Linked DNA regions of Homo sapiens: region 2 is linked to region 1. Evidence: read pairs that join two places in POLR2A ChIA-PET (ENCODE). Cell type or tissue: K562. All regions are shown on one strand.

What was found. ChIA-PET counts read pairs that join two places held together with the same protein. Peaks named below come from ENCODE experiments on the same cell type or tissue, not always from the same donor. Only the 100,000 strongest peaks of a DNase experiment are listed, where the experiment ranks them.
Region 2: POLR2A ChIA-PET joins it to region 1 with 6 read pairs; 2 of 35 experiments call an interaction of 5 or more read pairs at or near these places.

What each region holds. Positions count from the first base shown.
Region 1 is chr1:16,170,596-16,175,595 of GRCh38, reverse strand. No RefSeq gene overlaps it. Among named protein-coding and RNA genes, the nearest start is that of EPHA2, 17 kb to the right of the region's middle. In K562, no CTCF peak of the experiment used is centred here; DNase peaks (open chromatin) are centred at 2,285, 3,425 and 3,735.
Region 2 is chr1:15,904,786-15,909,785 of GRCh38, reverse strand. SPEN (spen family transcriptional repressor) reads right to left here. Exons shown (of 15, transcript NM_015001.3): 4 at 305-465. Among named protein-coding and RNA genes, the nearest start is that of SPEN-AS1, 59 kb to the right of the region's middle. RefSeq lists a silencer at 2,006-2,206. In K562, no CTCF peak of the experiment used is centred here; no DNase peak of the experiment used is centred here.

The DNA.
Region 1 (5,000 bases):
TGCCTCCCAGCACACCTGCCAGGCCCGCACCGAGCCCCATCCCACCCCCTCCCACCCCCTCACATATATTTTACACTCAGTCCCAAGATTTGTTCTGGCCTAAGCCCCACATACCCAGGCAAGAAAGAAGCTGGTCTAATAGCAGCTGCAATTGTAGAGCACACAGGGCCCCAGGGCCTGCCGCGTGCTGAGTGCATCATCTCATTCAAGCATCCCGCATCCCGAGCGACTCTAATGTCCACTTTACAGATCATGAAACTGAGGCTCCGAGGGCTTAAAACACTTGCCCAAGTCTCATGATGAGTAGAAGGTGGGATCTGAACCCAGGTTTGCTCGCCCACCATAGCTCCACACCCGGAGGTAGTGGGGAGCTTCTGGGGTATGGGGCCAGCCCCGGCACCCCAGGGCCCATGGAGGGAGTGCGGCCCACCCCTCAGGCCCAGGCTTCCGTCCCTTCCGGAGCTGAGAGAGGCAGGCCTGAGAACAGCTGATCCCCCGGGTTTTGTTCTTGGCACAAAGGCGCCCGGATCCAGGCTTAGCAGTGAATGGCGAGGGGCCCACAGCCCCCTCCCTCGGGCAGGCCTGGCAGGCTCAGCCCCTGCCTGCTTCCCCGCAGCCCATGAGCCCTCAGCTTCCTATTCAGAACCCCGGCTCGGCCACCCACAGGAGTATCAAAGGCTGGCAGATCTGTGGGGATTAAAGGAGGCAGTGAGGGGCTGAGAGCTGGGGGCACGCATATGTGACTCCCCTTTTCCGAGAACCTACTATGTGCTGGGTAGATAATAATGGGAAAGACCAGAGAGGGGAGGGGACTCGCCCAAGGTCACACAGCAAGTCAGACAGAATCAGGGTGCAAATCCAGATGGCCCTGCTCCCAGCCAAGGCCTGTTTTCATCAGACAAGTTTCTTCTGTGCTTGGGACACCCCTGTCCTGTGGCCTCTTCCTGGGATGAAGAGACAGAGAGAAAAAGACAAAGGCAGACAGAGAGAGGAGAACCTGGCCAGGCCAACACAGAGGGAGGGAGGATTCCCTGGGGGAGGCTCCTCCCCTGACTGCCTGATGGGGTTGCTGAGGGCCAGGGCTGGAAGGATGCAGGTCCTGGCCTCCCTCCCTGCCCCATCCCCCGTAAATGCCTGGTTGGCTTGAGGGGCAGAGGACGGGCAGGGTTCCCCACTTGGATGGAGCTCCAGGAAGTGGGGAGACGGAGCCCCGAGCAGGAGAACTGTGGAGCCTCCTGCACCAGGTCTGGCCCTGGCTGGTGGGAGTAGAATCTGGGAGTCCTCACCGACCTGGGGTGCAGACTTGCCCAGGGGATGGGAGAGTGCGGGTCTGGCTAGTGAGGCTCTGGGTGGATGGAGAGGAGGGCAGGCATGATGGGCACTCAGCCCCTGGGGCCTATACCTGCTGTGTGGCCTAGGGGAGGTGCAACTGCCTCTCTGGGCTTCAGCCCCATTCTAGGGCCCAGAGCCAGAAGACCCCCTGATTCTATTACAGGGGTGAGGGTCTGCTTCACGGAATCCTCACGGTGAGGCAGGCTGATGCTGAGCCCCAGACGGGCGCACTCTCGTTCAGTCCTCCCCATAAGCCCACCAGAAGGCTACCGCTATTCTCCCTTCACCTTACAGGTGAGGAAACTGAGGCTCAGAGAGGCCTTGTTCAAGTCACATGGCTGGTACAGATTTCAAAGCCTCATGACCTCACTCCATCCCCCTGCCCCAGGACACTGGGCCCTGACTCCTGGCTCCCTTCTACCTGTGGCAAGGTAACAGAGGCAGGTGTCTACCTGCCCCCCACCTGCCCCCCAGTCACAGGCACGGTGCCACGGCACCCCCCAGGAATGTTGCTGCATTCCTGTGGCAGGGGTGTGGTTGCCGTGGCTCTGTTTGCCCGAGGCCTGGGCTGTTCCTAAAGCAAGCCCTATCCCCAGGCGCTGAGTCAGCAGGCTGGGCAGCTCTGGCACTCCCAGCAGAGCCCGACCCTCACCAGGAAGGTGGTGGCAGGACCAGAGGAGGAAGCTCCATTTCCCATGAAGGAGGGAGGGGTGCCTGGGGCAGGAGTGGGACAAAGGCTGGGAGTAGTGGGGGAAGTCAGGCCCAGGGGTCCAGAGAGGGGAAGGGAGATCCCCCAGAGAAGCTGGGGAGCTGAGTGAGGATTTCAGACCTGAAGGAAGGCGACTGCTTCGCTGAGCACTGTCTGTGTGCCAGTCCCTGTGTCGCTGCTTTGTCCAGCCGCCTTATCTCATATAATAAAACTGACTCACTCTCCTCAGCCTCTGTCTTTCATAAGGGGAACCTGAGGTGTGGTTAGTTCTTCCGCAAAAGAAGGACACAGACAGGCCTGTGACGCTCAGAAAGGCGCTGTATGCCCCAGTGGGAATGGTGGGGACGCAACTCCCCCACCCCTCCTCTGCCAGGCCGGCTCTATGAGCCTGGACTCCTGCTCTGGGCCTCAGTTTCCAAGCTCTGCTGGGGTTGGCCGAGAGGAAGAGGCCCCGTGAACTCCTCCTCAGGGCTGATACCCTTCAAGTGACCTCGGCTGGCCTCACCCACTCGGGGCCAGACATTGATCTCCTAGCAATCCGAAGGTGGAGGGTGCCTCCATGCTCAGATTCCTTTTTCTTTTTTTTTTTTTTTTTTTTTGAGATGGAGTCTTGCTGTTGTTGGCCCCAGCTGGAGTGCAATGGCGTGATCCTGGCTCACTGCAACCTCCACCTCCCGGGTTCCAGCAATTCTCCTGCCTCAGCCTCCCGAGTAGCTGGGATTACAGGCGCCCACCACCACGTCCAGCTAATTTTTGTGTTTTTAGTAGAGACGGGGTTTCACCATGTTGGCTAGGCTGCTCTCGATCTCCTGACCTCATGATCTGCCTGCCTTGGCCTCCCAAAGTGCTGAGATTACAAGGGTGAGCCACCATGCCCAACCAGATTCCTTTTTCATTATGGGCCATGCCCTTGGCCTGCCGCCCTCACTCCACTCCATCCCCTGCCACTTAGAGATGCCGAGGCATAAGGCAAAGAAAGGCACACCCCAGGAGAAACAGTAGGGTGGAGGGCCCAGGGCCAGGAGGGGCTAGGGACGGAGGGGGCCTGGGTTGTTGGCCTCCTGGTGCCAGCTCTGCTCCCTTCTGGGTCTTCCCAGGAACGGAATAGGCAGGTTTGGGGCACTGGATGCCAGGTTGGGAAGACGGGTGGAGCCGGGTGGGGCATGGGGGTCAGGAGGCTGGGAGTTTCGATGGCGGGTTTTGGCGGTTTTTGATAAGAGAACCAAGGGGTGGTCAGAGTCCGTGGGAGACAGGGCTGAATGGGGTGGGGTGGGAGGGGGCAGTGATCCAATTCCTGGCCAGCCAAGCGCTTCTGCCCCACTGTCCAGGGCCTCTGCCCAAGTCTCAGGACCAGCTGCTCCCGGCCGTGGCTGCCCTTGCAGGTTTACAGTGGGGGAGACTCCAATAGATGACATGGATCTGGGGACTCGGGGCTGAGAGGCAGTGTCTGTTGTGCTAATGCCCCTCCCTCGGAGACATTCACCGTAGAGCTGCTGGACTGAGCTGAGGTCCCAGTCTGATGGGGGAAGGTCACCTCTGCCCCGGGAATATCCCACAGCCTCTGCCCTCAGGGAGCTCCTAGTCTGATAGCAGAGGCCTGGCCTCTGTCCTGCTGAAGCCTCCACTCTCATGGGGAAGCCACAGCCTCTGCCCTCTGAGGAGGGGACATATACTCCATTTCCGGAAGAGCCCTCCAGTCTGCTAGAGGAGTCACCACCTCTTATCTTCGGGAAGTTTGTGATCTGAAGGCAGAGGCGGGCAGACGTAGCACTGACTCGCAGGGCTGCCCAGGGCCTGGGCCCTTCACCTGCTGGGCCTGCTGAGGCCAACTTGGAGGTGAGGAAGGCAGGGCAGGGCAGGGCCCAGAGATCCCTACTCCTCCCAGGGATCAGCCTAGGGTCAGGCTTGGGCGAGGTCTGGCCCGGCTGCCCTGACTGGGGGGTGGTCTCTGCAGACGGGCCCCGAGGCACATTCTCAAGCTATGGCATGAGGCAGTTCTGCTGGGCAAAACAGTTATTACCGCCCGTCGCTGGCGAGACAGGGAGGGTCTATTACAGGGTTGGAGCTGCAGGCAGCCCCCCCCCCTTCACTCCACCCCACCCACCATGCACACACACCTGCACACACACACCCCCATGGGCAGACTCACTAGTTGCATGATTTTCAACGAATCCCTTCACTTCCCCATGCCTCAGTTTCTTCATCTGTAAAAGGAGGATAATAACACGGGCTTGCCTGGACACGTGACACCTGTGTATGCCAGGGCCTCCGTCCCCTACCCAGTTCCATTGCTCAGGACATACACACTGTCAGACGTGGACACATATACGACCCTGAACATTCACCTGGGAACTCACATGCAATGTGCACCCATGTCCTGGCTTGCACGCCTTCACCCAAGTGCACACACACCTGTATAAGAAGTTAGAGGGGCTGGGGGTGGCGGCTCCTGCCTGTCATCCCACCACTTAGAGATGCCGAGGCAGAAGGATTGTTTGAGCCCAGGATTTCGAGACCAGCCTGGGCAATACAGGGAGACCCTGTCTCCACAGAAACATTTTTAAGATGAGCTGGGTGTGGTGGTGCACATCTATGGTCCAAACTACTCGGGAGACTGAGGTGGGAGGTTCGCTTGAACCCGGGAGTTCAAGGCTGCAGTGAGCTGTGATGGAGCCACTGCACTCTAACCTGGGCAACAGAGTGAGACTATGTCTCCAAAGGAAAAAAAAAAAAAAGGGTGGAGGATTGGGGCAAAGACCGCAGGACCCCAAAGGGAGCTCTCATACCCCCTCCACCAGCAGCATTCTATCTCTGGGGCAGCCTCCCACATCTACAGGCTCAGTGCCCCTTCCTTGCCCCCTCTCCCGGGGAAATGCCAGGTTAACAAGGGGAGTACAAGCATGTGAGAGCCACATAGATCTGGCTTCAAATCCCAACTCTGCCCCTGAGTCTCAGTTTC
Region 2 (5,000 bases), 270 kb after region 1:
ATTTGGTCTTTGTTGGCATGACTATCTACTAATAGTTTTAACTTGTTTACATGCTCAACATGACCAATGTAGGAGTAACAGTATATTACGGTCAGCTGTCAATTAAAAATATTACCAGTAGAGACCACAGAATAGCTTAAGCAGACTTTTCCATTATTCATGGCTTTCCTCATTTAAAACGTTAATATTTCGAAATGGGTTTTCCATTATAATTTTATGCCCAAAGTTATTTCAATGTAATGCAGTATCATACCTCATTCCTCAGTAGTAGCACAGAGGAAAGGACATTCACACAAAATTTTACCTGTAGAGCGTACTGGAAGATTCTGGACCTTGATGCCAAAACTTTTACGGGGCTCATCTTTTTCCAGAGATGAAAGCAACTGGGAAGTGGGTGCAGGGACTGCTGCAGACTGAACTGATCGAGCTGGAGAATCATCACTTGAACTACTGCTGGAATCACTGCTGCAAAAAGGCAACAACAACAAACTTTAGTGAAAAGACAAACAGAAAATGAGCAGCATTAGAAAACTTCTTAAAATAACTAATAGGTCTAAATTTTCAGACTGGAATTTCTGGAGGCCCTGCATTCTACACATCTATCTCGTACTCTACCTTCAGAGGTGGCAGAAGACAATAAATATGCAGGAGCACAAAAGTATAATCTTCATTTACCACCACATACCACCAATGCAAGTGTTGCATTCTATTAATAACTTGAACTTTTTTTTTTCAAATGAAGTAAGACTAGTGAATTCAATTCACTTAGTGTAATAATAATAATAGTGCGTATATGGGTTTGGGATTCAGAGGTCTAGATTCAAATCTTGGATCAGACATATAGCACATGTCCGTGGACAAATCACTTAACACCTTTGAAATGGGTTTCCTATCATAATTTTATGCCTAAAGTTACCACATGGAACACAGGACTATCAGCCAACATAATGAAACTAAATGAAAATAGTATTTCTAAAATTGCATCATACCCAATTTCCCCCAATATCAAGTGTGTAAAATGAAAATAATTATAATAGTACCTATATCACAGGGTTAAGAATTAAATAAAACAGATGGGGCTCAGTGGCTCACGCCTGTAATGCCAGCACTTTAGGAGGCCAAGGCGGGTGAGGTCAAGAAACTGAGATCATCCTGGCCAACATGGTGAAAACCCGTCTCTACTAAAAATATAAAAATTAGCTGGGTGTGGTGGCGTGCGCCTGCAGTCCCAGCCACTCGGGAGGCTGAGGCAGGAGAATGGCGTGAACCTGGGAGGCAGACGTTGCAGTGAGCCAAGATCGCATCACTGCACTCCCGCCTGGGTGACAGAGCAAGACTCCATCTTAGAAAAAAAAAAAGAATTAAAGAAACGCAAAAGTTTAGAGAGTTTGGAATATGACAGGTATCCAATAAATAAAACAGGGCCGGGTGTGGTGGCTCACACCTATAATCCCAGCACTTTGGGAGGCAGAAGTGGCAGGATCGCTCGAAGCCAGGAGTTTGAGACCAGCCTGGGTAACAGAGTCAGGCCTTGTCTTTAAAACAAACAAAACAAACAAATAAATAAATAAATGAAGCAGCACTGCTCAGTTACTGTTAGTAGTAGTAGTAGTAGCACTACTACCTCATGGGTAATTTTTAGGAAAACAATACCCAAAATAATTTTCCAGGTAGGTGCAATTTTTAAATTACTGAAGGACTAATGAATAAATATTATGTAAGTTACTAGATCATGTTACTTTAGGCTTTCTTCACTGTGATAACATGGAAAGGTGAGAGTTAATGAAACTAATCTCTTCAGTTTAATAAAATCCTCAAACAGAAAGAGAGTCAACTGAAGGACAAGAAGGAAATGCTACTTACACAGTCAAATTAAGAAAAAAATACATTTAAATAAGTTTATTATGCCTTACTTCTCTATGCAAGTTCATAGAAAAAAACTTTATTATGCCTAAGAACTATGTGAGAAACATAAAATTCTCTTTTCAGTACTGGACATGCAAGACTTTTGTGGCTTGCTTTTATGGCATTCTCAAATAGGTTAATAAAAAGTTATTTACAGATTTTGCTATCTTTCTGAAATTTTGCTTCATATTCTCCCCCATGTTATAGAGGCCTCACTTTTCAAGCAAATCATTTTGAGTGGTGAATCCATCTTAAGCACACTAGCTACAGGAAAAGACCCAGGGTAGTTTCTGTCTTTGCACTAGAACTACAGCTCTCATATTCAGGACAATCACTAATCCATTCAGACAAATGAGTCCAAGTTTAGGTTGAAAAAAATTTGCTACAGACCTTTTTTTTTCTTTTGAGACACAGTCTCGCTCTGTTGTCCAGGCTGGAGTGCAGTGGTGCGATCGTGGCTCACTGCAACCTCCACCTCTTGGGTTCAAGTGATTCTCGTGCCTCCCGAGTAGCTGGGATTACAGGCACGCACCACCATGCCCAGCTATTTTTTATATTTTTAGTGGAGACAGGGTTTCACCATGTTGCCCAGGTTGGTCTCAAACTCCTGACCTCAAGTGATCCGCCCACCTCAGCCTCCCAATGTGCTGGGAATACAGGCATGAGCCAACACATCCAGCCGCTACAGCATTTTTTTAAAACTAAATAAGTTCTATGTTTTCTTATAGAAAACTAAAGATGTTTCTAGAAAACTAATAATTTACACACCATTTTTAGCTCTCACATGTTAAAGCAATAGATGAAAACTTGACTGGGTGCAGTGGCTTAGTTCCTGTAATCCCACTACTTTGAGGCAGGAGGACTGCTTGAGGCCAGGAGTTCAAAACCAGCCTGGTCAACATAGCAACACCCCATCCCCTACAAAAGAAAAATTAAAAAATTAGCTGGGCATGGTGGCACGTACCTGTAATCCCAGCTACTGGGGAGGCTGAGGCAGAGGATCACGAGCCTAGGAGTTTGAGGTTGCAGTGAGCCATGGTCATACCACTACACTCCAGCCTAGGCAACAGAGAGAGACTCTGTCTCAAAAAAAAAAAAAAAAAAAAAGATGAAAACATGCCGAGTGCAGTGGCTCACGACCGTAATCCCAGCACTCTGGGAGGCCAAGGCAGGTGAATCACTTGCGGCCAGGAGTTCGAGGCTAGCCTGGCCAACATGGTGAAACCTCATCTCTACTAGAAATACAAAAATTAGCCAGGCTTGGTGGCACATGACGTGCCTGTAATCCAAGCTACTCTGGAAGCTGAGGCATGAGAATCACTTGAACCAGGGAGGCAGAAGCTGCATTAAACTCTGATCACACCACTGCACTCCAGCCTGGACAACAGAGCGAGACTGTCTCAAAAAAAAAAAAAAAAAAAAAAAAAGGAAAGAAAGAAAAGAAAAAGAAAGCTTAATAAGGTTATCAGCACTTTCTGATAGTGGTTTGAAATGTAGGAAAATAAACCTCTGTCAGTGCAAACTACTAAGGATAAAGGCCTTGAGATAAAATCATAAGCTGTCATTGCTAGGCCCCTTATCAATGAATTAGGTTTAGCTTTCCCATCTATAAGAAGAAAAAATGTTTGCTGATCATCCAGCAAAAGCAGTGTTACAAGTATTAAGTAAATACTATCCTGAATACGATATTGTCATTGACATTAGGGTTTAATGAAATCAATCTTCTGTTTTTAGCACAGAAGGAAAAAGATACTTGTTATACATGTTAAATACTCCAAGTAATATTAATACAAGATTATTCACAAGGCCACCAGATGACAGTATAGAATATGTTATGTGACTTATCAACTTAGTCAATGGCAATAATCATAAAGTAAACATTAAGGAAAATATTTTAATTACAATACTACCAATATTATATACACCAAATTTCCTTAGCAACAGTGGTTACAGAAGTAAACAATCACGAGCAAAAGCAAAATTTACGGCTATTGAAATCATTAACAAGGGCCGAGCACGGTAGCTCATGCCTGTAATCCCAGCACTTTGGGAGGCTGAGGCAGGCAGATCACGAGGTCAAGAGATCAAGACCATCCTGGCCAACATGGTGAAACCCGGTCTCTACTAAAAATACAAAAAAATTGGCTGGGCATGGTGGCGTGCGTCTGTAGTCCCAGCTACTCGGGAGGCTGAGGCAGGAGAACTGCTTGAACCCGGGAGGTGGAGGTTGCAGTGAGCCAAGATTGCACTACTCCACTCCAGCCTGGGGACAGAGCAAGACTCCATCTCAAAAAAAGAAAAAAGAAATCATTAATAAGGCAACAAAAAGTTCTACACAAGTTTGTATTATAAAAATGAAGGCCAGGCATGGTAGCTAACACCTGTAATCCCAGCACTTTGGGAGGCCAAGGCAGATGGATCACCTGAGGTCAGGAGTTTGAGACCAGCCTGGCCAACATGGTGAAACCCCATCTCTGCTAAAAATACAAAAGTTAGCTGGGCGTGGCAGCTCATGCCTGTAATCCCAGCTACTCAGGAGGCTGAGGCAGGAGAATCGCTTGAACCCGGGAGGCGGAGGTTGCAGTGAGCCGAGATCATGCCATTGCACTCCAGCCTGGGCAACAACAGCAAAACTCCATCTTGAAAAATAAATAAAATAAAATAAAAATAAAAATAAAAATAAAAATGGAGATGGCTGGACGCAGTGGCTCACACCTGTAAGCCCAGCACTTTGGGAGGCTGAAGCAGGTAGATTACCTGAGGTCAGGAGTCTGAGACCAGCCTGGCCAACATGGTGAAATACCATCTGTACTAAAAATAGAAAATTAGCCAGGTGTGGTGGTGTGTGTGTGTAATCCCAGCTACTCCGGAGGCTGAAGCAGGAGAATCACTTGAACCCAAGAGGCAGAGGTCGCAGTGAGCCAAGGTTGCGCCATTGCACTCCAGCCTGGGCAATAAGGGCGAAACTCCGTCTCAAAAAAAAAAAAAAGAGAGAGACAAAGATAATCAATCAATGGTGATAATGCCTTTAAAATAAAGTATAAAAATAATGGCAGAAATCAGATTTATTGTAAACATTTAAACAGATTTATTAT